Linked DNA regions of Homo sapiens: region 2 is linked to region 1. The links are chromatin loops, found by intact Hi-C in ENCODE. Cell type or tissue: Caco-2. All regions are shown on one strand. Links, peaks and the distances in the headings refer to the core of each region. The heading gives the core; the rest is flanking DNA.

Region 1 (15,281 bases), core at 4,257-12,256:
TGGAACTACTGGAAGTTTTACTTAAAGTCTACGATCCATTTCAAGATAATTTTTGTATGTGGTGTAACCTAAGGATCAAGGTTCACTTTTTTCCATATGGATACCCAACTGTTTCAGCATCACTTGTTGAAAAGCCCATCCATTCTCCATTGAATTACAGTGGCCCCTTTGATGAAAATCCATTGATCATACATGTGTGGGTCTATTTCTGGACTCTATTCTGTTCCATCCATCTAATATGGCTGCTTTTACACGAATACCTCACTGTCTTGCTTTCTATAGCTTTGACGTATACCTTGAAATCAGGTAGTGTAAGCCCTCCAACTATGTTCTTTTCCAAAACTAACTTGGCTACTCTGAGCCCTTTGCATTTCCATGTAAATTTTAGAATCAGCTTGTTGATTTATTAAAACAAACACATACACCCCCTTCTGGGATTCTGAATGAGAATGCAATGGACCTATAGATCAATTTGGTGAGATGACATCTTAACAATGTTGTCTTCTAATCTATAAAAACGGTATCTGTTTCCTTTTATTTGAGAGACCTATCAGAGTTCAACAAGAACAACAACAAAATCTAGAGCTACTACCTGTGTGTCAAGAAGGGAGGAGTTGCTGGAAAACAGCAAATCTCTGCAAAATAATTTACAATTTTACACAGTTCTTTCATGAACCTTACATGCAACTGATGCCACTGATTTTTTTAAAAGGCTCAAAAAAGCACAGATGAAAAAACAGGCAGATGTGGCGCCCAAATCCCGGTACTCTTTTTTCTACGTGAGATTCCAGGGTCTTTGATACTGTACAGTTCACTGAAAACTAAGAATCAAAGGGAGGCTGGCAGGAGAGAGAAAAACAACTGGGGAAGGGGTGTGAGCCCAGCTCCAGGACCTGCTCCCAGAAGCTAAGTGAGGCTTCCAGGTTCTCTGACAAGCTCACAGAACGGAGAGGAATGAGAAGAAACCAATAAAGATGATGAAAATTCACAACAGGACAATATCCTTCTAGAAAGGCCACAAGCTGGCAAAGAGCCAAGAGAGGAAATGGGGCAAGCATACTGCAGGAGGTCCACAGAGCACAGCCAAGGGCAGACACATGGCTTCCAAGATGCCTGGGAATTTCCAAGAAGAGACAGGTTAAAGAGCAAGACAGACATTGTTATTTCCTTTTCACACCACAGAAAGAAAATCACTTCCCTAAGAAGCTTTAATAGACTGTGGCAGTGACTGAACCACTAATCACTTAAGAAGTCTCTCTGTGTATAAAGCACACATGGGTTAAGCGGAGAAATCAGTGCTAAAAGTTGAAGTGGAGGATTCGAGCTCAGGGTAGAATAATTACACAGCACACACAAAGATGTGAAGAAATCCTACTGATCCCAGGTATCTGCACGTGGTTAGTTCAGATCTTAGTGCTGGTGACACAGGACTGATGGCCACTTCCTAGGAGGGTAGGTGCATTGGTTTCACTGAGTAAGTGACTTTTATTATTTTTTTATTTTTCTATATTTACAGATTATCTACCATGAACACATATTACTTTTATAATAAAGAATAATAGATGTACATATATTTTAATGGCTATAAAGGGAACTTGTTGACGCTGTTGTAGCAGAGTCTGCAATCTGGCCACACAAACATAGGCACTATGACTCAGAGTGGCCAGGCCATAAGGCACAAATCACCTGGCCTTGGAAGAGGGGGTGGCTAATAAAGCAGTATTTGAAAACGCAGCAAACGGAACTGTGAAGTCAACTCTTGCAGGCTTCACAAAGCTGTTTTCCTCCAACCCACCTCTGGGCTCTTTAACAGCCAAAAGGAAAGGACTCACCTCAAAGTTGTTACCAAACAGTACAAGAGCAAGGAAGGGAGACACAGGTGATAGGAAAACAGAGAAGCCCAAGACCATCTATCACCGGGCCTTTCTATCTCACACTCACTTGCATTCTTACAAGTGGCAGTTCTCATAACCTGCCTGTGTGTTTTCAAATTCCATCTCCAAATCCAGATGCAGAACCAGATGACGCCCCGTCTCCTCTCCCCTAGCCAGGCCAGAAGCCAAGCACAGATGATACATCATGAGTCTTTATGGATCAATACAGTCATGATTACCAGCTTTGGAATCAAGAGTACAGATGATTTCTGTCTGAAACTCACCACTTAGACCCCTCGTATCACCAGGCCCAGTGCCTCGGCAATAAACCCCCATGCCTGCAGCCTAGAGCAATCTGTCCCAGGTCAGGCACCAGGCAGCTGCACAGGCTTGACACCCTGGCTGACTCCCCTCCCAGTGCTTGTCCTATATGTCACAAAGACATTCTTCCTCCTTAGAAATTTTAAAACTCCAAAACTAAACTAATATTCTCACAAGAAGAAGTCAGCAGTTCAAACCTTTGTTTTCTAGCAACTCCATGTTTTGAAAGCATTTGAGAAAAGCTGTCAAATATAGTAAATTCAAGCTACTGTGCCTTTCCCTAGAAAAACAATACATATTTTGTTTTAAAATGAAAACACAAAAGGAGCAGCAGCATGTCAAGGAGAATAAGCCCCACAACTCCGTAAAGCTTCCTTCAGCTGAAGAAACTTGTGGCAATGCCTTCCAATCATCCATGCATTACACAGGCATATTCTTAAAGGTAGAGCCACCTGTGACTAGTTCTCCTATAAGGCCCATCATAGGCTTAGGACAAAGAGAGCGAGGAAGGTCACAAAGCCATATCACATGCAGTGGTATCCAACCCACTGATACCAAGGTGCCCAAACTATATCTTAATTGGCTTTCAGCTAGTATCTTGGTATTTGACCCTCCATGGAAATGATGCCCATTCACTAAGTTCCCTACCTTGGAAATAATCATCTCAAAAATCAGGCATAAGGCTTACATGATTATTCAAAATAGATACTTAAAATTAAATAAAAAACATGAAAAGCCCAGTGAGCCTTCATTAGTCAGAGCATGCAATCATCTGCCACCTTCAAATCCTGTTGATATAACTATGTCCAATTAAACAAAAAACAACATCCAAAGGTTCTGTCACATCAGTGTGGATGGGTCCCTCTAATTGTGACTATTCCTTTCCAAAAAATATTTGTCAGCCACTTCTGAAATCCAGATATTCTGCACCACAGCAAGTGGTCTTACTATTCAAAGTGTGACAGAATCATGAAAAGCCCTAACCAGGAATTAACGTTTTCCCGGGGCAGTGTGAGTGCAAGCTTCATTTTCTGAGAGCCAACCAAACAACTAAGTGTATCCAGCAACCTTGTGGGAGGGTCGCTCTTTTGGTACAAGTCTATCAAGGATGAAATTGATGGGGGTTCTCAATGGCCAGTCATGAGTGTCCACCCCAGCCCTGCCCTTGGCCTCAGCTGGAGGCTTGAGAAATTCAGGCAAAGAGAGACACATGTGGCCTGCTCAGGAGAAATAGGAACAAAAGGGACTTGCATAGCCCTGATGCCAAAAGATGACCCAATCCACTTCTTTTGGCCAAGTAGAAGCAAGAAGTAGAGATAAAAGTTCCTCCTTTTTTTAAACAATGAACAGAGGGAGGCTTACCTGTCCCAAGCTCCTTCAGCCTTCTGAGAAAGGTCATTTATCTTTTGCTCAATGAGATGGTCTATAACATGCCCCATGGCGCATTGCACATTTAAGCAGAATATTTCTAAGCTCTGAAACTTGCACAAGATGCGTTTTTCAGTGGCACTATTTGTGAGGACCAGAAGTGCCCTGGCGGGACTTCAAGCCCCCTTAGGTTACCAAATTTTAAGCAAACAAAACTGTGTTGCTGCAGGGACTGTGGTGGGGCCTGCACACTCAGAAAAGATGGCCAAGAGCAGCCTGGGAGAATTGTCTTGAAACAATACTATCTTTCTTCTGCGTCTTTAACTGCTCAAGAAGAGTATGCATATTAAATAGCAGGAAAAAGTTGCCCAATTGAGGCAAAAATTCCTTTCCCAACAGCGCTCCCTCAAGAAGGAATTTCACATTGTGCCCAACTCCAAGTGGGCATTGATGTCACTTGAGATTGCCATAGCAGATATTCGGGTCTTTTCTCAGCCATTTCTCAGATAATTCTGCTTAATGAAATCTTTCTTCCCTTGCCTCCATTTACATTTGCCTACTATAAGCCTGGCTTTGTCTAGACACCAAGGGTCCAAAGGCCAGTTAGACTCTGCCTGACCCATCTGGAACTTAGTTTAAACATTCTAATCCACTGCAAAGGTGTCTTCTTGTTTTGCAGTATGGAGGCCAGTCACAATGCCTATGTACTGAGCACACTGGAGACAATGAATATTTGTTCCCTAGCAATCAAAGTTCTGTAGAGCAATTTGGGCCAGAAAGCCCTGCTGCATTCATTTTATTTATTTATTTATTTTTTGAGATGGAGTCTCATTCTTGTCACCCAGGCTGGAGAGCAATGGTGCAATCCCAGCTCACTGCAACCTCCATCTCCTGGGTTCAAGCAATTCTCCTGCCTCAGCCTCCTGAGTAGCTGGGACTACAGGCATGCGCCACCACACCTGTCTAATTTTTGTATTTTTTAGTAAAGACCGGGTTTCACTGTGTTGGCGAGGCTGGTCGTGAACTCCTGACCTCAGGTGATCTGCCCGCCTTGGCCTCCCACAGTGCTGAGATTACAGGTTTGAGCCACTGCGCCTGGCCTACATTCATTTTAAACAAGAGAAAACCACCAACGCCCACCATCTGTTTTGGACCTTCACTCCTCCTCCCTCACCTGAATTGTAATTTTGACTGTTTTTTTTGTTTGTTTGTTTGTTTCTTTGCTTGTTTTTAAAGAAACTTTGAAACTTTGCAGCCAGGAGCGGTGGCTTATGCCTGTAATCCCACCACTTTGGGAAGTCCAGGCGGGCAGATCACCTGAGGTCGGGAGTTCGAGACTAGCCTGACCTACATGGAGAAACTCCGTCTCTACTAAAAATACAAAATTAACCGGGCATGGTGGAACATGCCTGTAATCTCAGCTACTCTCGGGAGGCTGAGGCAGGAGAATTGCTTGAACCCAGGAGGTGGAGGTTGCGGTGAGCCAAGATCATGCCATCGCACTCCAGCCTGGGCAACAAGAGCAAAACTCCGTCTCAAAAACAAAGAAGAGAAACCTTGCTAATTTAAGGACTGGTAAAGTGGGGCAAACTACATTCATCAGTTGGCATGTTGGCCCTGTCTCCTTTCCCCTCAGTTTTAAAATACGTTTGCTTAAAAGAGGCTTGGTTTCAAGCCATATCCAGGCCATTTCTCTATTTATTTTATTTTTTTGGAGACACTGTGTAACCCAGGCTGAAGTGCAGTAGTGCAATCTCAGCTCACCTCAACCTCTGCCTCCTGGGCTCTAGCGATCCTCCCACCTCAGTCTCCCGAGTAGCTGGGACTACAGGTGAGCACCACCACGCCTGGCTAATTTTCGTATTTTTTGGTAGACACGGGGTTTTGCCATGTTGCCCAGGCTGATCTTGGACTCCTGAGCTCAAGTGATGTTCCCACCTCAGCCTCCCAAAGTGCTGGGATTATAGGCGTGAGCCCCTCTAGTCAATGTTTTGTAATAAATAAAAATAATGTCCCAGGTAGCAGAAAGAACAGATTGAAAATATAAACATGGCCTAGAAAAAAAAAATTCTGTCATCAAGTTTACTCCTAGAGACTTCCATAAAGTCCACACAGTAAGTCTTTGATTCTGTCATTAAGAAGTACAGTGGCAAAGACCATATCTTCTTGGTCTTTCACTAGTCATTAAGTCAGCAATGACTTTAAACTCTCCACATTCCACTAACTGACCTCTACTCTGTTTAACAAGAACAATAACCCCTGTACAGCTCTCTTTAGAGTGGGTAAATTCCTTTAATAGTTTCGCCAAATTCCTTTTAATAATTTTTCATGTCATTCACAGACTCTCCTGTTCCTAAAATGTAATGAATTGGTGACTGATTAGTATTTATATATGAAAAGAACTATAAGGAAAAAAAAAACCCTCCTAAGAAGCAAATTTTGTGGGAAAGATATCCCACCAGATACTGGGGGTCAGTAGATACGTGGATGTACCTCACTTTCCTGTGACAGACACTGGGATATCATCAGACTTACGGTGACCCCAGCTCTCTAGAACACAGCCACCGATACAGAAGCATGTTATTTTAAAATATCCCTTGGCAAATGAAGAGACTGTCCAGCAGCCCCTCACTTTCTAGGAAATCCAGATACTTTTGCCTACACTCAGAACTCTGATTACTGTATATGCATAATTCCAACAAACTCCTCAGGAGGCCTTCCAGGCAGATTCCAAGTAGCCAGTAAAACAACAACAGGCAAGTCAACCCTTGGGGAACTGACCAGTGACTACTCAAGGATCGAATACTAAAACTATACAAATGTTTAGGGTCAGCCTTGGCAGGATCTAACCATTCAGAATCATGAAGAGATACTTAGCAAATTCAGGTTAAGTAAGAAGAACCAGGTTATTTACTTCAGAATTTAAAAATCTAATTCTTATTTATATTTTTAACAGGTATAAAATTCCAGACTTTTTTTTCTTTTTTTTTTTTTTTTTTTTTGAGGCAGGGTCTCACGCTGTCACCCAGGCTGGAGTGCAGTGGCATGATCACGGCTAATTTTTGTACTTTTCGTACCAAAAGTTTCAACATGTTACCCAGGCTGCTCTCGAACTCCTGAGCTCAAGCGATCTGCCCACCCTGGCCTCCCAAAGTGCTGAGATTACAGGTGTGAGCCACCACACCTGGCCAAATTCCATACTTTAAATTTCTCAAGACAGGAAGCATGGGCCTTTCCTTGGCTTTAAAACAGCAAACCAAAAACTGTCCACGCTTGGTCAGCAGCACGGGGAAGCCAGAATGCTATATAACATAAAAGCAGCCAAAACCCCACCATGGAAAAAAGGAACCAGACAAGCACTGGAAATCATTCTTCTTAAAAAAATTTAGAGCTATAAATGTATCTTCTCAAATATGAATTGCTTAAAGTTCTACTAAAACCAAATGTAGAATCTCTCAGCATAAAACCATCCTCAGGGAGAAAAAATCATATTGCAACTAGGCCTTTGCTATCACTGAGCCATTTGTGGCTAACTCACTGCTGGGTGGCCACAACTTTAGGAAAGAGCCCTGAGAAACGATTTTCAGAATTACCAACAAAAATGCCTGCTGGATTAGGAAATAGGATTCTTCCCACACAGAGGAAGCAGGCATCCTGCAGCCATTGGAGGGCAAGGAGCAACTGCTGGAGTTCCAGAAGGAGCAGAGGAAAGTACCACTGGGGAAACAAATCACCCAGAGAGGATCTAACTAAGGGTCCATCCACTTAGCCTAACCGCATTTCACCTTCATAGATTTAAACTTCTGGATTCAAGTACTCCAATTTCCAATAGAAAATGAAGAGACTCTCACATGCTGCCCCAGATATTTTGGGGAGGAAGGAATGGAGAAAACACAAGTCCATATGTAGGATATACTGGGAGTTCTCAATCATCAGCCCCACTCATTCATCCACTCCCTCAGCGAACATTTATTGAATCTCTGCTATGTATTAAGTATGCCCTCTTAGACACAGGGGATGCAGCTATGAATAAAAAGGGCCTCATTCCCACGGGTGTCAGAAATGTCAACAAAAAATTCCAACACACAGGGCAAGTGCAATCACAGTCACACATGTAAGGGACAGGTATAATCCAGAGGAGGAAGAAATTACCTCCATCTGAGGGGAGGGAGGCACGACTGGAGACTACTTACCATCACCAGGAGCAGAGGCCTGTGCTCTGCCTGTGTACATGCAATAAAGGCAGAACACAAATACTCCTATCTGCCTACAGAACACAGCTCATTTTACAAATTAAGTATATTTAAATGAATGCCATTGATGTGTGTATAATGGACAATAGAAGGCAAAGCAACTTAGAAGTTGGTCGCGATCCATAACAGAGACGATTCACATTATAATTTTTAAAAATTGGATCTATGCAGATGTTGGCCCAGTTCTTAGGAGCATAGGTATTGGTAAACCACAGCCATCAATGCATAAGGTCAATGTTCCATTTCCGGGAACAATCAGGCACTGATCATACCACATGCCATATTGGAGCAGGGCTTCTCCATCCTTTAAACAGTGGGTTCTGATGCAAGAAGCCTGGTAGAATCTGGGCATCTGCATTCCTGATAAGCTCCAAGACGGGAAGCTGCTGGGCCACAGCCCACTCTCTGCAAAGTGTGGGTGAGGAAGGTAGACAGTCTTGAGTCCTGACACCCATCCTAGTCACGGGTGGAGCTCTTTTACAATACACATTCCAATCCTTATCTGAAAGGGAAACTCTAGGAGATGTGGTTCCGTGTAATTTCTTTTTAAGCTGTACGGGTGATGCTGAGGCACAGCCAGGCTTGTGAACTACATTCAAGTAGGCCTTTTGAGAAGTAAATCTTCTCTGGGCATGCCTCACCCCAGGAAATAAGCTGCTTCTCTTCGTAGACACGTAAGAACCAGCAGCTTCCAGAGATCCATGGGAACAGTGAGTCAGAAAGAGGAGGCCTAGCAAAGCTGGCCAGACTGGTCACTTCAACCAAGTGAAGCCTGGAATCACAGCCTCTGCAGGCTGACATCTGGCGTAGAATCCACCCTGACCCTTTCCATCCACTACAATTGCCTTCCAAAGCTAGTGCTTAGATCATGATCATCATCTGTTTAGCTTCATAAAAAGCACACAAAGAAGATAAACAGAAGGTTTTTTTGTTTTTGGTTTTTGTTTTTTTTTTTTTGGCCTAGAACTTACAGATAAGAGGTCATCCATGATTAAAGACTGGAAAGAAGCCAAAAGGCAACATGCAATTAGCCAACCTCCCGCCTCCAGGCTCCCATCTTTAAAGAGCTCTGTGGCCACACCCCACCTTGCTGCAAAGTACAATTTCGTTAATAAAAGGGATCAAGTGGAATGTGGCCCTTTAGGGCTTTTACACACAAACTGCTTCTGGAAAAAGGAGGAGTAATATAAGTCTACCCTCTCCAGGTGGAATAATAGGTGATAGGCCTGGGCCCATCTGAAATACCAGCATTTCAAATTTTCCTACATCTACTTTCCATTTAACAAGGCACTTCAAAAAATTCTGTTCCATGTGTTCAGCCTCTTGCTCCCAATTTCTACCCCTGTCATTAAAAGTCATTCTTTCCCTTGCTTATGGCATGTCTAGCTGACAGAGGGCAGGACAACTTTTCAACAGGGAGGTCCCACTTTACCCCTAATCTTGGAAATGCCATTCCCATGAGAGGCTTTCCTAAGATTGGTTTCAGAAGTGTCACAGTTGGGGTCAACAGGCAGGGTCATGTTCTGCCCCCTCTCTAGTGGCATTCTCTCTGGGGAGAAAGATCCTAGGCTTTCTCAACCATCAGTGGATCACTCAAAACAAAAACAAAAAGAAGCAGCAACTTACAATTCCTACCACATGTATCGCGTTCATCTCTCTATTCTTAGGTCCTAGGAGGGTCATTATATAAAGAAATGAATGACTAGATAAATGACTGGAAATAATAGGATGAAAAACATCCTGTCCTCCAGGAGTTCCATTTTCTAGCCAGGAGACTGAGAAGGCATTGCACAGTGCAATTGCAAGTGCAGTGAAGGAACTCTAGGCTCAGGGGCCCAGGGTAGCACAGCTAGGAGGTGGTAAAAGCTGCCTTTGGGCCTGGGTCTTCCAGCTCCACATCGTGCATCATTCTCCTTTACCCAGTATTGCCTTCTCAGTAACAGAAGCAAACAGTGTTCCGGGAACAGAGAAAAAGGAGGGCTGTGTGGGGAGCGGGCAGCATCTGCATCAGGTCTGGAGGAGCCAAGCAGACTGACAGTAAGGGACAGCGTCACAGTCCAGCTATAGCAAGGGGGCTGCTTAGAATCCCCTAACCACTTTCCAGCACCGAATGAATGCATGGTGGGAGCAGGGCACACACAAAAATGTCTTCTCAAATAAATGTCTTTTTTTTCCTCTTTCTTAAAAAAAAAATCTTTAGCCTTGACTTATAGAGCTGGAAAGAGACATAAGCCTATGATATGCAAGAAATATGAACAGAGATTTTATTTTTCAACTAAAGCACGGGGGAGGGAAGAGTTAAAAGTTACGGACAATTTAATCACATCTGGGGAAACATGACTCTTGAAACAAAGAATCACCCAGAAAATCCCCTCTGGGGCCTGAACTTCTGCCATTAATGATTTTTCCTTCTTAAGGGAAAAAAGGTTAACAAAGTGTAGCCATTTTTCTAAATAGGGTCACACAGCCCTTTCCCAAGCAGATATCTGCCTGGAGGAGAATTAACACCATGTACAAATCCCTGGCCTGAATGCAAATCTCCCTAATCTACTTCTGGAGAGGCTCCTGCTTTTGTTTAAAGCCCCCGAGACCCTGCCAGCTGAGGTCCAGCCATAAGCAGAGACGGTAATTAAATTTTGTCAAGGGTCCACTGCCCTCAGCCTAGGGAAAGTCATCCTTGAGTGAAGGCTGGACGGCCCTGGAACCCCCTTGGCTATGCCCACCCAAACTGAGGCAAACCACAGGCTTGGGGTACTTGGATAATTGAAGACATGAAAAGCACTGAAGATAAAAATTCACATGAAAACTACCACAGCCAGTCTCCTGCATGGCTTCCTCCCAGTTGTCTTCTTGAAAATAAAAGAATCCTAGGATCACCCAGACAAAGGGGGGTGGTATCCATAATTTTGACAGATCTAAAAAAAACTCTTCATCAGCAGTGTCCTCCCCTGAGACAAGGAGATTGTTATTTACTTACCTAAGAGGCAACCTCGGCCAGGCATGGTGGCTCACACCTATAATCCCAGCACTTTGGGAGGCCGAGGTGGGTGGATCACCTGAGGTCAGGAGATCGAGACCAGCCTGGCAAACATGGTGAAACCGTGTCTCTACCAAAAATACAAAAACTAGCCAGGCATGGTGGTGTGTGCCTGTGGTCCCAGCTACTCGGGAGGCTAAGGCAGGAGAATCGCTTGAACCCGGGAGGCGGAAGCTACAGTGAGCCAAGATTGTGCCCCTGCACTCCAGCCTGGTCAACAGAGTGAGACTCCATCTCAAAAAAAAAAGCGGCGGGGGGGAACCTCCATGGTGTTGGGCCAGCTTCCTACGTGGGAGAGCGTGAAAGCTGAGTGGATTTGGGGGACCTTTTGTAACGAAAGCTTAGAATAGACACTCCTGACAATAACCTGCTCAAACCCATCCTATACTCAATTGTAATGATACAACAGCAAGGGGAGGACAGGGCCTTATGAGTGATTATGAGCCAGGCATGTATGTTGTTAACACCCACCGCACAACAAACCTACAGGGGTGGGTATGTCACCAGTGTTTGACACGTGAGGAAACTGAGGCCCAGAAGCTTCAACATAGCTGGCCTGTAGTCAGTGCCATTAGGTGGGAGAGGCAAGATTTGAACTCAGTTCCCGCAACAAGCACCTGGAGCATGGCTCTGCTGTTTCTGGCAATTTCAGACCATCAGAGGAAAGCTCACTCGTACTTGCCCAGTTTCCAGTGAAGCAGCTGGCAGACAGCTGTTCAGGGACCAGACTTCCCAGATCATGATTTACGCCCTTCATCTGTCCCTCCCTGAACCATGAACATCCGACCAAGCACCCCCAAAGAAGGCCAGAGGGAACACAAATGCAATTAGTGAGTTCCAGATTTTCAATCCCTCCAATATTTCCACCCCTAACAGGAAGGCCACAACAACTCTCCGAGTCCTCAAATGTCAGTGACAGCAGGAAGAGTAGCCAGAACGTCCTGGGCTACCCCACTTTTCCAAAGCAGCATTGAAAATCCTCTTTCAAGGACTATTAGAGACACAAGGATTTACCAAGATTTTTCTGCTATGGAATTCTGTGGAATCTGTTATGGTAGAATTCTTTGATTACTCAAATTCTACCATAACAAAAGGCAATTATTTGGAATAAATGAATGGGAAATAAAAACTTACTTATACATTTTAATTTATAAATTTCACAGTTTGGGACATTCTGAATCTATGGGGGGAAATGCGTTGAAAAAAAATCACAAAAGGAAACTGACATAGGGCAAAATTCATTATTTTAAAAACAGACTATCTCTAGACATTGGGATTATTGGAATAGTTTTTTTTCTTTTTTTCTTTTTTTTTTTTTTTTTGAGACAGAGTCTCGCTCTGTCGCCCAGGGGCGCCATCTCGGCTCACTGCAACTTCTGCCTCCCGGATTCAGGCAATTCTCACCTCAGCCTTGGAGTAGCTGAGATTACAGGCACTCCCAACCACGCCCAGCTAATTTTTTTGTATTTTTATTAGAGACGGGGTTTCACCGTGTTAGCCAGGATGGTCTCGATCTCCTGACCTCGTGATCCACCCGCCTTGGCGTCCCAAAGTGCTGGGATTATAGGCATCAGCCACCGCACCCGGCTAGTATCACCATATTAGCCAGGATGGTCTTGATCTCCTGACCTCATGATCCACCCGCCTCAGCCTCCCAAAGTGCTGGGATTACAGGCGTGAGCCACCGCGTCCGGCCAGTTTTTATTTTCTTTTACTGGACTAAATCTTCTAATTTATCTATAATAGCATATATTATTTATATAATAAATAAGTTATCAAAATACATCTGAATAACTTAGCTTACTCATAAATTTATTCTGTTAGACATTTAGTAATTATTAAAATACATATGTATATACCAGAAATTGAGAGAAAAAGACGCCCCCACTAATACTCCCTGCTCCCTGCCGCAATTCTCAGAGGCCAATTATTTGTCTTTTTTTCCCTTGGTGAGATAAGGCTTCCTCTAGTTTGTAAATTCCTGAACAAGACCACAGAAAACATCATCCACTGAAGGACAGAGATTCCTCTCTCCAGCAGGAAGCAAGCAGTGAGATTCTGCTCTGACTGTTATGAAACTTCAAGCACTACCACACTGTAAGAGTTGTGAAAGGAAAATGAATTTTGGAACCCCCCAATCACTAAGTCAAAGGGAAAAGTCAAGCTGGGAGCTGCTTAGGGCAAAACTGCCTCCCATTCTATTCCTAAAAAAAGATAGCTACTAAGAAAAAAAAGCTATCTACTTACCTCCCTCACAAGGAGTTTCCTTGTGGACAAAGGACAAACAACTCAAACTCATCCCTGTGCTCACTGAGATAAGAGCATATCTGATTGCCCACTTTGGAAGGGCTAATAAGAAATGCAAAATAATGCAACCATTTGTCTCTTATCTACCTCTGACCTGGAAGCCCCCACCCACTTCCAGTTGTCCCACCTTTCCAGAAGGTACCAATGTACATCTTATATAAATGTGTGTGTGTGTGTGTGTGTGTGTGTGTGTGTGTGTGTGTGTGTATATATATATATATTTTTTTTTTTTGAGACAGAGTCTTGCTCTGTCACTCAGACTGGAGTGCAGTGGCACAATTTCGGCTCATCACAAACTCCACCTCCCAGGTTCAAGCAACATGATTCTCCTGCCTCAGCCTCCCAAGTAGCTGGGATTATAGGCATGTGCCACCATGCCCAGCTAATTTTTGTATTTTTAGTAGAGACAGGGTTTCGCCATGTTGGCCAGGCTGGTCTCAAACTCCTGACCTCAGGTGATCTGCCTGCCTCGGCCTCCCACAGTGCTGGGATTACAGGCGTGAGCCACCACGCCTGACCATCTTACATATTTTGAAGTCTTATGTTTCTGTAAAATGTATAAAACCAAGCTGTGCTCCAACCACCCAGGGCCCATGTCATCAGGATCTCCTAAGGCTATGTCAACGGTGTGTACCCTTAACTTTGGCAAAATAAACTTCCTAAATTGACTGAGACCTATCTCAGATTTGGGGGGTTCAGTGTTAAAGGTGGGAATGACCCCAAAGCAATCTTGCTGGAACCTGGAAATTATTTCTGGCATTTCTAGCACTAGCACATTTACCTAGCATTTCTGTATCAAACACAGAGGACTTGTGTAGAAAAAGTGATGTATACCTGGCCAAAGCAGCTTCCTCATGCAAAAAAATTCCACAGGTAGAACAGCAAGTGACATATAGCTGTGTCTTTAAAAAGTAAGAACACACACAACACCGAGAAGCTCCTGCTAATACCAAGGTGTAAGATAAGGAGTTATTAAATAATTAACATCTTTTTGGGGAAGACGGAATGTCTCCAAATGTATTTTCCTAAGGCTGCCTGTAATTTTTACTCCAATTTAGACACAAGCACAATCTCTGGGAATACATGCCCAAGTATATTTATGTTTCCAACCAACTGTCTTTGGGATGTGCTGAAGGCCCTACTGCCACAGCTAATTCCTCTGAGGATAGAGACAAACGTGTATCCCAAGTCACATAGAGATAACCCCCATAAGTAAGTTCAAGCATTAACAACTGCCAGAACAAATAATTTTTAAAAAATTCATAAACAAATGAATCCATAAATCAATTTAATTGTGGTAACAATCCCTTTAAAATAAACACCAGGGGAGGGAAGTGGTTAATATATCTATCGCATGATGTTAGCTATCACTTTAAAAGCCTCAAAACAATGCTTATAATAGTAAAATCCCTGTGGATTATGTCTCAGTGCTACTGAGTCTCACTACGAATATGCTAAAATCACTGCTGAAGATCTAAGGTCTGTTACTTATTGTAGGTGCTGCATAACAAATTACCCCCGAATGCAATGCCTTCACATAAACACAATCTCACAGATTTCATGAGTCAGGAATTTGAGAGCGGCATAACTAGGTGGTTCTTTCACTGAGTTGGACTCAGAATGTGGGCAGGAGCTACAATCATCTGAAGGTTTGCCAGGGCTGAGGACCCATTCCAACATGGGGTACTCACATGGCTGTTGACAATGGGCAACATGCAGTTTCCCACTTTGTGGGACTCTCCATCAGCTGCTGAAGCACCTTCACAATATGGCAGCGGACTTCTTTCAGAGGAAGCAATCCGTGAGAGAACAAGGAGAAGACACAGTGCCTTTTGTCACTTGGTCTCTGCGATCACATGCCATCCTTTCCACTTGATTCTATACACTGTGATTCACTTCTAAGTCCAACCCACATCTAAGGGGAAGGGAATCAGGCTCTGTCCCTTAAAGGGAGGAGAACTGAAGATTTGTAGACTTTACTTTGAAACCACCAGGATGAGGTATTTGTGCTTTGGGGGCAGGGTGGAGGGGAGAAGGAGAGTGTTAAAAAATAAAGTCAGGATCCAGAAATTACCAGTTCACCAATTACTAATGGTTTATATGAAAAGTTTCAGGGAAGGT
Region 2 (15,281 bases), core at 2,630-10,629, 64 kb before region 1:
GGCTGGGCACAGCAGATCATGCCTATAATCCCAGTGCTTTGAAAGGCTGGGGCAGGAAGACTGTGCCCAGGAGTTTGAGACCAGCCCGGGCAACACAGTGAGGACCTGGATTGAGGTGAGAGCATCTCTTGAGTCCAGGAGTTTGGGGCTGCAGTGAGTTGTGCTTGTGCCACTGCGCTCCAGCCTGGGTAACACAGCAAGGCCCTATCTCAAAAAAAAAAAAAAAAAGGAAGGTTTCTGTGGCTACTCAATGCTGCCAGGAGTTTTTTAGAAAGACTCATCAGGCCTTCGCAAATATGTGCTCACTTCCCTCCTAAGCCTGGTCATCCAGTTCCCCTATACCCCATGCACATCCCTCTATTTTCTGGCCATATTTAATTACTCCACATTCCTAGAACTCGCCTTATACCCCTCACCTCAGTGTTCTTACACACGTGGGTGTGCACTTCCCTTCTCTCTCCCTGGGAATGCAGGCTCCAACAGGGTTTTTAATCTGTTCTGAGTCACTCCTATAATCCCAGTGCCTGGTGAAGTCTCTGGCACACCAAAAATGTTCAAAAATGTTTGCCAAATGAACGAACAGAGAAGTACTGATGTCCCGCTCATCTGTAGCCTTCTAACTTTCTCCCCAGCTACTGGCCTCTCTTGCCCGCACCCCAAGCCCCCAACAGGAGTTATCCTGTTCACACCTGTGTGTTCTCAGGGATATAACGCATACCTAGTCTAATGGAACATTTGCCATGCTTTATCTCAGTCATTTCCTTACTGCATCAGCAGCAGCCATACCAGATAAACAACAAACATTTATGCTTGAGAGTTTACATGGGTTACCTTGCTTTTCCTCACAATAACCCTAAGACGTATCATGATCCTCATTTTACAGATGCAGAAACTGAGGCTTAAGAGGTAAAACACACACACACACACACACACACACACACAGCTAGTAAACAGTAGAGCCATCCAACTCCAAAGCCCAGCCCCTGACAATGCTATGCCAGGGCCAAATGCCAGTTTCTCTGTCTATCCTACACAGTGGGCTGCAAACTTCTTGAGGGCGGGAAATACATTTTATTATTTGAAAGCTGACTAACACTGCTGCACATAGCACACATTCAAATATTTGCTGATTTGAAACGTAAGAGGATGGATGTCCTTCATGTAGACCACATTAATTCATAATGTGAGATAACCCTAGACTCACAACTGGAAGTTTAAAGCGTTTGCCTAGCAAAACAAGGGTAGTCAAATAGTTTTAAGTTCATTCAGATGAACACTGGGCTACGTAAGGAATTGAAGGGTCCAACTGTTGCCAGGCAGTGCCCCTTAAGCAATCCAGGAGTACTTAATTACGAAGTGGTATGTTAATTGCTGCTCTTAAATATCCATTAGCACAGATCCCCTAAATCCCTCTATTGGGCAATGATGCCTTAAATTTGTGTCATAGATCATATTTCAGAAACCTCTTTTAGAAATATCATCTGTCAGTCTAGTGCAATTTATTATGTATATACTTTAATGTTTTTAAATTGTCCCTATATCTTCTAAGTTAGATGACTTTCATTATCCCAAACTAATGAAATTTTACTGTACCAAAAGAATATCGTAAATACTTCTCAAAATGGTATTTATGAACTTTATTCACCATAGCAATCAAGACAGGCTACCTCAAGGGAAAGGTTTTTGTCTCCTGAGTGTTGGCTGGGACTTCACCCAGCATGCAGACTCTGGGGTGTTTAACACTTATTAACAGCTTGTCTGGGTTTGCTGCTGGTGAGTCTCTAGCAAGCAGACAAGCACAAATTAGCAGCTCCTGCATGCATCTCTCCTCCTCTGGGGGAATTATGCAGGCAACAATGGGATATTTATAAGCTTTTCTGAGTATGTGTGTGTCAGTGGGGGGAATGCAGTATATATATATATATATTTTTTTTTTTTTTTTTTTTTGAGATGGAGTTTTTCTGTCACCCAGGCAGGAGTGAAGTGGTGCAATCTCGGCTCACTTCAACCTCCACCTCCCGGGGTTCAAGCGATTCTCCTGCCTCAGCTTCCCCAGTAGCTGGAAGTACAGGCGCCCGACACCATGCCCAGCTAATTTTTGTATTTTTAGTAAAGACGGGGTTTTGCCATGTTGGCCAGGCTGGTCTCGAACTCCTGGCCTCAAGTGATCCACCTGCCTCAACCTCCCAAAGTGCTGGGATTACAGGCATGAGCCACTGTGCCTGGCCTGGGAATGCAACATCTTACACAGCATAGGAAAAGTAATGCACACAGGAAAAACACCACAAAAGTAAAATCTGTAAGAAAATGTATAAGGTATACAATCCAGGGGTGCAGCTAACCTCAGCACAACCTTCTGTAGTGCTCACAGAACTTCATCTCGCCTTTCTCATTCTCTGAAATCTTCCCACTTTGCAGATTGAAATGAGTCTTGCCACCAATGTGTGAAAAGGTCAGCTCTACCAGGGATAATTCTGAAAGCCGTTCCTGTTCCCTGGAGTCCAGTCTACCTCCACCCCACGGGCACACCAGCAATCTCCTGCCAGCATAACACTTTTATGAAGTCTCCAGGACTCTGTCTTGCTTGGGGAGAAGCCCACCAGAGGAAGACTCTGAAGGCCTGAGGCTGAGGCACCATCCTGCCTCCTGCAAGCTGTGTGGCTAAGGATTCTGAGTCTCCATTCCCTCATGTGTAAAACAGAGTTGCACAGTGCAGAGCCCCAAACTTTGACTATATTAGGACATGTGCAATCATTCTAAAACTCAAAACACCACCAGTAAGTTTTTAAAAACTCATTATTTAAGGAAGAAAATGCCCCTTATCAAATAACTTACTGGATCACCTAGTAGTTAGTGCATGCCTGGCACTCGGCTATATGCTGGGCAATACCAAAAGGAGTAAGGTCAGGTCTCCCTTCCTGAGAACCCCACCCCCTTCCATCCAGTGGGAGAAGAGACCCATAAACAAATGACTACAATAAAACGTGATGCACACTGGGGGCTTTCACCCATAGAGTTCATGGCAGGGCAGAGGAAGCTGAAGGAATCACAGAAGGCTTCCCAGAGGAAGCCAGTGAAGCCAACCCTCGCAGGATGACAGGTCACTGTGCCCAACGGGAGAGAGACAAGGCCCAGCATGTGCAAAGTGTGCTAGAAACAGGAATGGGAGACCTTCTAGACATTGGCTTAGGCAAGGATTTCATGACCAAGAACCCAAAAGCAAATGCAATAAAAACAAAGATAAACAGGTGGGACTTAATTAAACTAAAGAGCTTTTGCAGGGCAAAAGGAAGTCACCTGAGTAAACAGACAACGCACCAAGTGGGAGAAAATCTTCACAGTCTATACATCTGACAAAGGACTAAAAACCAGAATCTACAACAAACTCAAATAAACAAGAAGAAAACAAATAAGCCCATCAAAAAGTGGGCTAAGAACATGAATAGACAATTTTCAAAAGAAGGTATACAAACGGCCAACAAAATGAACAAAATGCTCAACGTCACTAATGATCAGGGAAATGCAAATCAAAACCACAATGCAATACCACTTTACTCCTGCAAGAACAGCCATAATCAAAAAATAAAAAACATAATAGATGTCGGTGTGGATGCGGTGAACAGGGAGCACTTCTACACTGCTGGTGGGAATGTAAACTAGTACAACCACCATGGAAAACAGGATGGAGATTCCCTAAAGAACTAAAATTAGAACTACAATTTGATCCAGCAATCCCACTACTGGGTATCTACTCAGAGGAAAATAAGTCATTATACAAAAAAAATACTTATACATGCATGTTTATAGCAGCACAATTCGCAACTGCAAAAACATGGAACCAGCCCAAATGCCCATCAATCAACGAGGGGATAAAGAAACTGGTGTGTGTGTGTGTGTGTGTGTGTGTGTGTGTGTGTGTGTGTGTGTGTGTGTGTGTGTGTGTGTGATGGAATACTACTCAGCCATAAAAAGGAATGAATGAATGGCATTTGCAGCAACCTAGATGGAACTGGAGACTATTATTCTAAATGAAGCAACTCAAGAATGGAAAACCAAACATCATATATTCTCACTCGTAAGTGGGAGCTAAGCTACAAAGATGCAAAGGCATAAGAATGATACAATGGACTCTGGGGACTTGAGGGGAAAGGGTGGGAAGTGGGTGAGGGATAAAAGACTACAAATTGGGTTCACTGTATACTGCTCCGGTGATGGGTGCACCAAAATCTCAGAAATCACCACTAAAGAACTTATTCATGTAACCAAACACCACCTGTTCCCCAAAAACCTATGGAAATAAATAAATAAATAAATAAATAAATGGAGGAGAGATGTTCAGGAAGGCTAGAAGGGGCAGAGCCAAGAGGGAGCAGAGGGAGGCTGCATCAGACAGGCAAGGAGGAGACAGGCACCAGCACCTGTATGATTTCATCTTGCCCTTCAGATTCTGCAGTAACCCAAACACATCCCCAGTGAAGGACGAGGGCCACAACCCAGGATGCCAGGTGTCAGGCAACTGTCCCACGATGCCTTGCCGCACAGTTACTGGGCTCCTTGAATCTTAAAGTTAAACAGAGACAAGGCAGCAAGATACATGGGTAAAAACAAACCAAAATGGTATAAAAAATCTTTAATACTACATAGATAGGGCTATAATAGAAATACATCTGCTATGGGGCATAAATTGGCTGTAGTTAAAAAATAAAATCAAAATATATCATTTGTTTAAGAGACAATATCTCCAAACGATTCGGGTGTATCTATTATGTGCCAGGTATCGCGAATTTGAAGATGGACAGTTCTAGACTTCGAGGAGCTTATAAGTTGAAAAGGAAAAAGAAGCAAAGGTATCATTTAATACTAGGTGAGATAACAACTCAAAACGTGAACGCAGGGTGCTCCAGGGATCTAACAGACTCAGGGACAGTCCAGGAAGGAAAAGGACAGGGAGCTTTCGTGAGGAGAGCATGTTAAAATCTGAAGATGGGAAAAAAAGGAAAGAAAAAGTGGGGTAGGGAGCAGGATACTGCAAGAGGAAGCAGCAGGGAGAATTCCTCAGTGGCTCAACTGGCTGGGCCCAGGGAGTCGGAAAGGGAAGGAGGCCAGGGTGGGGTCTGAAGACCAAGGACAGCAGCAGGCGATCAGGCACAGTGGCAAGGGATGATACACCTTTTGCGGAAAAAAAAAGAGAGAGAGACAGACTTTCCTCAACTCCATAGAAAGCGCTTGGCTCATTAGTGCTTGGAAATGTTCGCAATTGTGACTGGAAGGTCAGGCTCCTGCACTAGCTTTCTGTTCAGTAATGCAAGAGAAGGGCGGAGAAGTTAGCCACAGGAGTCCCTAAAGGACTTCAGCATAAGGTAAACTCACCTGTAAAATGGCCCCAAGGCAGAGACCCTAAAGAAGGCATCTTAATTATTCCGCATAGGGCCCTCAGCTCCTCTCGCGAAGGCGTTAGCTGTTAAGGAGGGAGCTTGAGGAAATGAAGACACACCCGCTGAGGAGGGGCCTCGGCGGGGTGTGTTACATTCCTTTGAAAACAGGCCCTTTGCTATAATTTGTGTAATCAGACCAGAGATTGGACTGTAGAACCCTGCTTCCCATTTATTACAATATCACGCTTCTGCCCAGGAAACCCCACCCAAGCTTTTGTTTGGAATTCCTTTCCTTGATTAGGTGCAAGTCCTATTATTCCCGCCACTCAAAATAACACATGGGTCTAATGAAGTCGCAAGGCACAGCCCTGCCAGAAACCTGACTTTCCTGAATGGGGCTAGTTCTCTTTCTTCCGTCTTGTTTTGGAATAATGATTTCTTTTCCCTTTCCTTCTGTGTAGAGGAAGAATGGGAAGCAGCGACATTCTGTACAAATGGAAAGGCAAATCATTTTTTCCCTCTGGAAAGAGCCACGCAAGTGGGCACCACTCTTTAGGCTGTGTCTGCAGCACCCTCGTTGCCTCCTGGCTCCAGCTGCCTCGGTTGCAGTTCTGCACACTCGATGAGTGGAAAGGGGTGACACACTGTCCTCAAGTCTCATCACCTGCAGAGCTGCCCTCCTCTCTGACAGCCTTCATTATGCAATTCAGGCAGAGTCCACCCTGCAAAGAAGGGCTGAGGAGCAGGGCAGGGGCATCGTCCAGACAGGTGAAGACATACTTTAGAATGCCTGGTAATTCTTAACCAAAGACAGGAGGCACAGAAAAATTTCACATCAAAACATGGGGTATTGGCCAGGCATGATGGCTCACGCCTGTAATCCCAGCACTTTGGGAGGCCAGGCGCGCGGATCACTTGAGGTCAAGAGTTCGAGACCAGCCCGGCCAATATGATGAAACCCTGTCTCTACTAAAAATACAAAAATTAGCTGGGCATGGTGGCGGGTGCCTGTAATCCCAGCTAGGCGGGCCCACTTAGGTGGCTCCATCTACTTCTAGAGAACATGACTTCCATACCCCAAGACTCCACCCCAGCCTGGGTCATTGCCACTTGGGAGGCTGAGGCAGCAGAATCACTTGAACCCGGGAGGTGGAGGTTGCAGTGAGCCAAGATACCGCCACCGCACTCCAGCCTGGGTGGCAGAGCGTGACTCTGTCTCAAAAAAACAAACAAAAAAACACGGAGTATTAGAATTGGAAAATAGGATGAATCATTTTCTCTAGCAAATACTTAAATAATGTAAGAGATGTGTTTTGTGGTCTGCCCAGCCCAAAGGAGCTGCCTTTGGTCCCCAGGGACCTGCCCTACCTTCCCACTTTCCCGAAGCCATCTAGGCAGGGGTAGAGCCCTGACCCTATGGCAGTTAATCCATTTCCAGGCCAGGGATCTAATACTGGTGTGGTCTCGGTCAAATAGGCCAATTCTGGCCAGTGGAATTCTTCCTGGTAACTGAGCCATTCTATTTGGTGGAACTCTAGTTCAGTGGTTGGAAGATTACGAAGTCACAAAGATTAGGACAGCCACAGAAGGTTACTGGAAACTGGGAGGTAATAATGACCTTGCAAGTTCATCTGGATAATAAGATAAAGCACACCCCCCCACCAAAAGAGGGACCAGGTACGTGGGAGCCCAGGAGAGCACCTTCAGTGCCTCAGTCCCCAGTTCTGGTGATCCCCAAGGCCCTTTGTTTCCAAAAGCATACAGGAAACTTCCTTGTTTACCAAATTGGTATGAATGGGTTTCCATTGCCACCAAAGAGCCTTGCCTAAAATAAGCACTCAGTATATGTCAGGTGCTATGGCAACAGTGCTACCTCAGAGCTAGTGTGGAAGACCAAACCCTCTATTAGATAGTTGCAGAATAGGTGGCACGAGCACAAGAAAGTGCTAGTGATATAATGCACATGGTCTGGCTAAAGAATAAAGAGCACAGCTCACTCTGAGCCAAACAAAGCTGCTTAGAAGAGACAGTTCTCCAATTTGGCCATGAAGAGTAGGAAGGGTGTAGCTGAACATTGGGGACAACATTGATAATCCCACCATGAAACAAGGCTTCCTTACCACAATTCCTCTAGGCTCAGTCCACATCCGCTGGCCTCAGTTACTTAGATTGTAGCCCACGCAGAACTGGGAGAGGTTTTCTTGGCAAGCTCTCCCGCCTCAATTTTCGGTGATCCTAGTAAAATGCAGCAATCCCCAGAAGAGGCTATTTAGAGCTCTCTTAACAACTCGCCTGCACACTGAGAGTCAAGAGGGAAGTCAGGCTGCTGGAGGACTCCTCCCTCTGAATTTCTCCTCTCCTGCCTTCTCAGTGACATCACTAGCTGAAGGGAAAGTGGATGTTCATTCACAGGGGTTTGAAGAGAATCAGGAATGTGGGAGACCAGAATAGGCCACCCCAAAATATGAAGGATTATTGGGCTGAAGACAATTAAGAAGAAGCAAATGCAGGAAAGCTTCTCTGCTCTCCCTGTATCTGCCTAAAAGCAGGATATGTGTTTACAAAGAAGAAAGGTATCCTGCCCCCTCTTTTATCAGGGAGAACAAAGGTTAACCACCGCAGACAGCTTTAGATGCTTCTCACTTCTCTGCCTGGAGATGGTACCAGAGGGAACTACGTGAACAAACTTTGCTAACTAGCCGTTATCTGCAGTTACTTATCTTCCCCCAACCTGCTGCCCATAGAGGCTCAAAATCCTTTTCCTTAGTGTTGTCACTTCTCTAAAAACCTACTGTTCTTTGTTGAAGATGCTATATAAGCTAGAATTCAAAGCCACCTCTCTTTGAGAACTACTCATTCCCTGGGTATCTTCCACGTATATATAAAATATACATGTCAATAATTTGGTTTTTCTCTTGTTAAATCTGTCTTTTGTTACAGGGGGTCTGTTCCAACTAAGAACGGGGTCTGTTCCAATTAAGAATCTATGAAGGTTGAAGAAGAAAATGATTTTTCTTCTTCTATAGGAACTACATCCTGAACATATGTGGTAGGTGCTCAGGAGTAATGGTGGGAGCAGGAATGCAAAACAAAATAAATAAGATACAAGCAGGTCCTTAAGAAGCTCACCATTTACTAGAGGAAATAAGACATGCACACAACTGACCCAAACACATGCCTACACATTCGAAATCCTATAATATCTACATCAGATGGATGACAAAGTCATTTTTAAATCCTTCCTGCCAGAAAATTTTCCTTGAGAAATGCAAAATTGAGTTGAGATACAAAATGTCCACAGTTATGTAGACAAGATCAGTATCACCCATACAAACACGATTTAAATTAGTAAAACGAATTACAATGATAGCTTTCAAATTTTTTAGCAAAGTCTTTTCTTCAGATATAATTCCACTTAGAAGTCCAATAAGCAACAGAGATGCATAAAAGCAGAGCTGCTTTGGCTGAAATAGGCAATGAGATCAGGAGCTGTACAACCCTGCAGTCCACTGAGGCGTCTCTGCAGAACACAGGGCTCCAAGAACCACTGGCGCAAAACCTTTCATTTAAAGGTACTAGGGCTTGTGGCTTTTAGGCACACACAGTAATTTGAAGTTTACCTAATAAAAGTGTTCCCAGCTGGGCACAGTGGCTCACGCCTGTAATCCCAACACTTTGGGAGGCCAAGGTGGGTGGATCACTTGAGGTCAGGAGTTAGAGACCAGCCTGGCCAACATAGTGAAACCCCGTCTCTACTAAAAATAAAAAATTAGCCGGGTGTGGTGGCGGGTGCCTGTAATCCCAGCTACTCGGGAGGCTGAGGGAGGAGAATCACTTGAGCCCGGGAGGTGGAGGTGGAGGTGGAGGTTGCAGTGAGCCGAGATCACGCCACTGCAGTGTTCCCAGGTAGTTGAATCTACTAGCAAGAAAGAATAGTTGTGACAAGGTTTGAGGTTACATTCTAAGCCTTTGGCTTTAACTCTGCCAGCCCACTCTTCAGTAACACAGATAAGGACCCCTGCCATGTAAAAGTGCCAGAGTCCTGCACTATCACATCACACATCTTGTGTGTCATTCTCTTCCTCTTTTATATTTGGTACGTGACATCTCTAAATTCACTGTTTCCATGCGGCCTCCAAAGACCCTCTGGATCTGACAATTAGTGAAGATTTTCTCAATTTCAGCCCTACCAACTGGCTCTTAGGGCCCACTTAGGTGGCTCCATCTACTTCTGGAGAACACGACTTCCATACCCCAAGACTCCACCCCAGCCTGGGTCACTGCCACTGGTGAGAACCCTTGATCCCGCTCACATCCTCCTTGAAGAAAAATAAGACCACCTTGCTCAAAGTGTGTTCCTAGGGTTTCTCAGAGGTTCTGTGTAGTGCACTGAGTCTTCAGATGTTTTAACATGCTCCTATACATGGGGAATTCCTCAACGGAGAGACAAATATGAGAATCTGTTTTTGATCAATCATAAAATCTATTTCTTGGCACATCTCATATCACTGCCAAATCCTTTGAAAAAAATGAAAAATGACTTAAATATTTTCCCCTGATTACAGTTAATTTGATACTTTCTTATCAAAATGTTTCCTTATAAAGAAAAGTTCAGAAATGTATGGAAATGAGAAAACAAATGGTGAGTTATACATAGTGCCCCATTAAAATCAGGAAGAAGACAAGGATGCCTGCTATTACTATTCAATATTTTATTTCACCCTCTAACCAATGCAGACAGAAAAACAAAATAAAGTACTCAAAAGAAGGCAGTAGCAGTAAAACTTTCTATATTTGCAAATGGAATGCCTGTCTGCCTAGAGTCTAGTGGATTACAAATGGTCAGATACAGGAACCATTTAGGAAATGGCATTTGTTTAGCTGGACATGGTGGCTCACACCTGTAATTCCAGCACCGTAGGAGGCTGCGGCAGGAGGATCTCTTGAGACCAGCCTGGACAACATGGCAAAACTCCATCTCTACAAAAAAAAAAGTACAAAAAATTAGCCAGATATGGTGGCGTGCACCTGTAGTCCCAGCTACCCAGGAAGCTGAGGTGCGAGGATCACCCAAGCCCAGAAGGTTGAGGCTGCGGTGAGCCCTGATCGTGCCACTGCACTCCAGCCTGGATGACAAAGTGAGACCCTGTAAAAGAAAAGAAAAAAAGAGAAGAGAAGAGAAAAAAAAGAAAATGGCATTTAAAAAAATTCTACTCATAATAGCAAATAGGAATAGAAAGAAGGGTAGGAGGGGAAAGGAAAAAAAAAACTCCTAAGAAATAAACCTACCCATATATATGCCAAACCAATCTTATTTTAAATTTTACTACATGACATTAAAAAAAACCAAAAAGATACAATAATGGAGAGAACTACCATTTCCCAGATGAGAAGACTCAATATTGTAAGACAACAATTCTTCCTCAGTTTGTAAAGTCAACTAAGTCAACGTTAAGTCAACGAGCATCTCAACTCAGAAAACTAATCTTAAAGTCCAACTGGAAGAGAAAAACCTTTAGGATGACCAAAAAAAAAAAAAAAAAGTTTAAAAAATAAGAATAATGAAAGGAAATATCCTCATAAAATCAAATATAGTACAAAGCTACAGTAACAAAAACAGAGTGACAGCATTATGAAAATAGACATATTCTATTATCACTAGAACAGGAGAGTATAGAAAGCAAATACATTGATATTTAGGATACAATAAAGATATTTAAAACTGGCACAAAAAGAGCAAACTGTTTGACACATTATACCGGGAAAAGTAAAAATCCACATACAAATTAAGTTGCAGCTCTACTGCTATCATACACAAGAACAAATCCTAGGTAGACTAGACAGATAAATATTTTTAAAACTACCAGAAAAAGAGACAAAGAATATCAAGTATATTTACAAAACTCAGAAGACATAAAGAAAAGTTCACAGGTGTGGCAAACGCCACAGTTAAAACCTATATTTCATAAACAAAGTTCAAAGACAGCAAGAAAGTGACATTATTTACAAAGGATCTTCTGAGGAGGGACACAATCTAATCTATTACTTTTACTCTGAAGCTTTCTACAATGTTTAAATCTTTCAGAGCAAGCAAGAATTCATTCATGCTATAAATAAAAATCTTCAGACAAAAAAAGGTTAATATAAAGGAACACTTCAACTGAGTCTTTTCATAAATATTCACAAATGAAAAATTAGTAACGTAAAAAAAAGTTTGCTTGCTATTTTTTAGGAATAAAATTAAGAAAGGAACATGGACAACTATCTGAAATATTTTTCCTTGAAACATTCTACTAAGGGCCTCTCCCATAGATGTTCTGCAGGAAAAGCTTCGCACTTCAAAGGGTGTGCCTGTAGGATTTAGATGACTATCTGAATACCTGCACTAGTAAACAAACAAAAATCACCCCAAGAGTAAACTAAGAATATCACAGGGAAGAAATCTCCTAATTCCTAACCAGTGAGAAGGGTGTTTTTTTTTTTCTTTCTAAATAGAATTTATAAACTTCAAAAATTCTGTGAATTTTTCACAGCAAAGCAAGTGTACACGAATTTTCTAAATCTACATCTCTGCCAGACCCTTAAGTTTTCTCCACACCTGCAAGGAGAACTCCTGGCATCTTGCTAGAGTGCTGAATTTGGGACAGAGGTGCAAAGTTATCACGTAAGTGGTACTCTCTCACTGGAAAATAGAATCCTATGGCTCTTAACAATGCTCGAGGCCTGTCTCCTTGTTAGGTGAAACTGAGGCCTGGGTACTGGGTGGCTTATCCCCTTAACTCAGTCAGTAGCATTATCCAGCTTTTTCCGTTTGTTCCAGAAAATAGTTCTTACTGGCCTTGGTAAAAGTGTATTTTTTATTTTTTTCTAAGCAGTAAACAGGTAATCCTAAACCTTTACAATTTCTCTGTCCCATCATCCTAGAAAGGATTTATCTGACTTATTTCAAAGTTCTACAATTCTCCTGAGTTTTTCTGTCAGTCAAAACTGTGAACATTTTAGTATCTCTTTCCCAGTAGCGTTTTCATTGTCTAAGTCATCTTAAGTTAAAACTACAGCTTTCTGGTATAAATAGGGCTTAAAACTCAACCAAAATTCTATATCTGGTATCAACAGCTGGTACAAGGTCTCACTTCCTCATACTAGATCAAGGAAATCTTTATCTACGGAAATTCTATTCATACTATTAAATAGTCCCTATATTCCCTGAAATACATGAATGAGCATCAACCAAGCTTTAATATCCTCTTTTCTCCTGCCACAGTGAGGGGGGCAGGGGTTAGAGAATCACTTTAACACTAAAGTGTTTTCCTCACATTGTACTCATTCCAGAAACAACTGTTGTAATAATTTAGATTAAGCATCTTGGTTGATCCTAGATAATGTTTACCCAACTGCATCTAGTCATTAACTACTTATCTACCTGAAAATTGAGTCCTTGAAATCCTCTGTCAAGTCTAGTGAAAGAAAATAATAAAACTGCAAGACTGAATCTGTGTTATGTTCTGTAGCTCTAGCTACTGGCAAAAAAAAAAAAAAAGATTAGATTAAAAGATATGCATCCCAAGCTAATTGCACAGCATAAAAAGTAAACCACAGCTATTAAACAGAAGCATCACTATATAATTTCTCTTGACAACTTAAGCATTTTAATAAGTATTTTATAAATAATAAGGAAGCATTTTTCCACCTAAATTATATGCAATAACAAAGCATAATGCTAAGGGCACATAATAGGCAAAAATTCAGTCCCTTCTATATTAAATTAGGGGTATTTAATATAGATGCATTTATTTAAAAAATTCATTTATTTTTATGTGCATTTTCTGAAAAGGCCTGAAAATTACATGTACCAAATTCTTAACACTCATGAGGAAAAGGTGGGAAAAAGTAAAAAAGGGGAAAGGATTTTAAGTTGTATTTTAAATATATCTGTGTAATTTGAATTTTCTCTAACATGAATCAATTTTGCCATTTTTTTTTTCTTTTTTTTGAGACGGAGTCTCGCTCTGTCGCCCACACTGGAGTGCAATGGCGTGATCTCGGCTCGCCGCAACCTCCGCCTCCTGGGTTCAAGTGATTCTCCTGCCTCAGCCTCCTGAGTAGCAGGGATTACAGGCACCCACCATCACGCCTAGCTAATTTTTAGTAGAGATGGTGTTTCACCAGGTTGGCCAGGCTGGTCTCGAACTCCTGACAGATGATCCATCTGCCTCGGCCTCCCAAAGTGCTGGGATTACAGGAGTGAGCCACTGTGCCCAGCCGCCATTATTCTTAAATAATATGAAAAATGCAAAATAATGCCAGCCAGCAAAGATATACTGAAGCTGGCACTGTAAATCAGTTCAACCTTTTTCATGATGTATGTAGGAGCTTTAAAGACACTGACATCCTTTGACTCAGCAATTATTTATTTTAAAAGTTTTTATAATGTGGATATATTATTTTTTAGAAAGAAAAGCAATCTTGTTTAATCACATATCACGTGAGATCCTTAAAATGCAGGCTTCTGACATACAGGCTAGAAAAATAAACACATAGTCAATTCTCATTATTTGCAGTAGTTATATTCTATGAAGTCTCTGTGAATACTGAATTAGCAAATACTGAACCTCTGCTCCTAGGGGAAATACAAGGTTATGTTCCTACAAGCCTCTGATCACAAAATTTTTGTTAGCCAATCAATACATAATATTGCTTTATGTGTGTTTCTATTTAAAGAGCCTTCTTTAATATATTGTCAATTCACTAACATTTAACCCAGGCAACAGCACTGTGACTCATGTATGAATGCAGCTTATCTAACATACATATTTTCTCCCTAAGGCACATCACAGCCTTCTTGAGCTTAGGAACACCAGACAGCTCTTCAGCACTACACCAGGGGCTCATTTTAAACAGCAAAATCACCCAAAAGTATAAAAATGCAAAAACATGACATTAAATAGACCACAAAAAGGACACTTGTGTACAGTATGAGAGCTAAAACAAGAGGGTAGAGTGTTTTCTTGTGTGATCTCAGCTAGGAATGTGCACATTGATCAACTCAAATTTTTCATGCTTCATAAGTCAATGAATGACAGCAATGCCTGAAACATGAATTTGTAGGTTACAAATAAATCTCACTAAGTAGGCAAATTGACAAATATGGAATCCGTGAATAATGGGAATCAACTGTATGTATTTAATAGTCAAAACAAATTTCTCAAAAGACAGATTAACAATAGAATAAAAATATAGCCCATAAAAGGCTTTCTTGTCTCTGCTAACTCAGTGATTATCGACCAGGGGTTACTTTATTCCCTAGGGGACATTTGATAATGTCTAGAGAAATCTGTTGATTGTCAAAACTGGGTCTAGCAGATAGCAACCAGGATGCTGCAAAACATCCAGCAAAGCCCAAGACAGCCCACGACAACAAAGAAGTACCTGACTCAAAAAGCGAACAATGTCAAGATTAACTGGGCTAACTGACGAATAAAGTCAATGTTTTGTCTTTAAGTGTGCCTTCTTGTACCTTCTATCAACCCACACTCTAAAGCCTAAAACAATAAATAATTTTAATGTCAAGGATGAAGCAGCTGTCATACTTTATTGCTAGGTGGCCCCTTGTTCTCAAACTTAACTAATGAATTCAATGCAATGTAAGACACAAAGCAGTTAAAAGCTCTACTGAAAAGTGTGACTTTTTGAGTCATTTCCACTGAGCTTGTAATGGTAGCTGGGTAATAATATTGTAAAACATAGAGCCAGTCAGAAATCTAGGTGTTTTTGTTTTTGAGACAGAGTCTCGCTCTGAAGCTCAGGCTGGAGTGCAATGGCACGGTCTCAGCTCACTGCAACCTCCATCTCCCAGGTTCAAGTGATTCTCCTGCCTTAGCCTCCCGAGTAGCTGGGATTACAGGT

Evidence for each region. A loop is a pair of places that touch in the nucleus more often than their neighbours do. Peaks named below come from ENCODE experiments on the same cell type or tissue, not always from the same donor. Only the 100,000 strongest peaks of a DNase experiment are listed, where the experiment ranks them.
Region 2: it touches region 1 in a loop (2.6-fold over the local background); 6 of 110 quality-filtered maps call a loop at or near these places.

Annotation. Positions count from the first base shown.
Region 1 is chr15:62,489,438-62,504,718 of GRCh38, reverse strand. All of the region lies in intron 1 of TLN2 (talin 2), which reads right to left. Among named protein-coding and RNA genes, the nearest start is that of TLN2, 110 kb to the right of the region's middle. In Caco-2, for the core only: no CTCF peak of the experiment used is centred there; a DNase peak (open chromatin) is centred at 8,577.
Region 2 is chr15:62,551,572-62,566,852 of GRCh38, reverse strand. All of the region lies in intron 1 of TLN2 (talin 2), which reads right to left. Among named protein-coding and RNA genes, the nearest start is that of MGC15885, 86 kb to the left of the region's middle. In Caco-2, for the core only: no CTCF peak of the experiment used is centred there; DNase peaks (open chromatin) are centred at 5,512, 6,102, 7,716 and 8,032; H3K4me3 peaks cover 1,063 bases.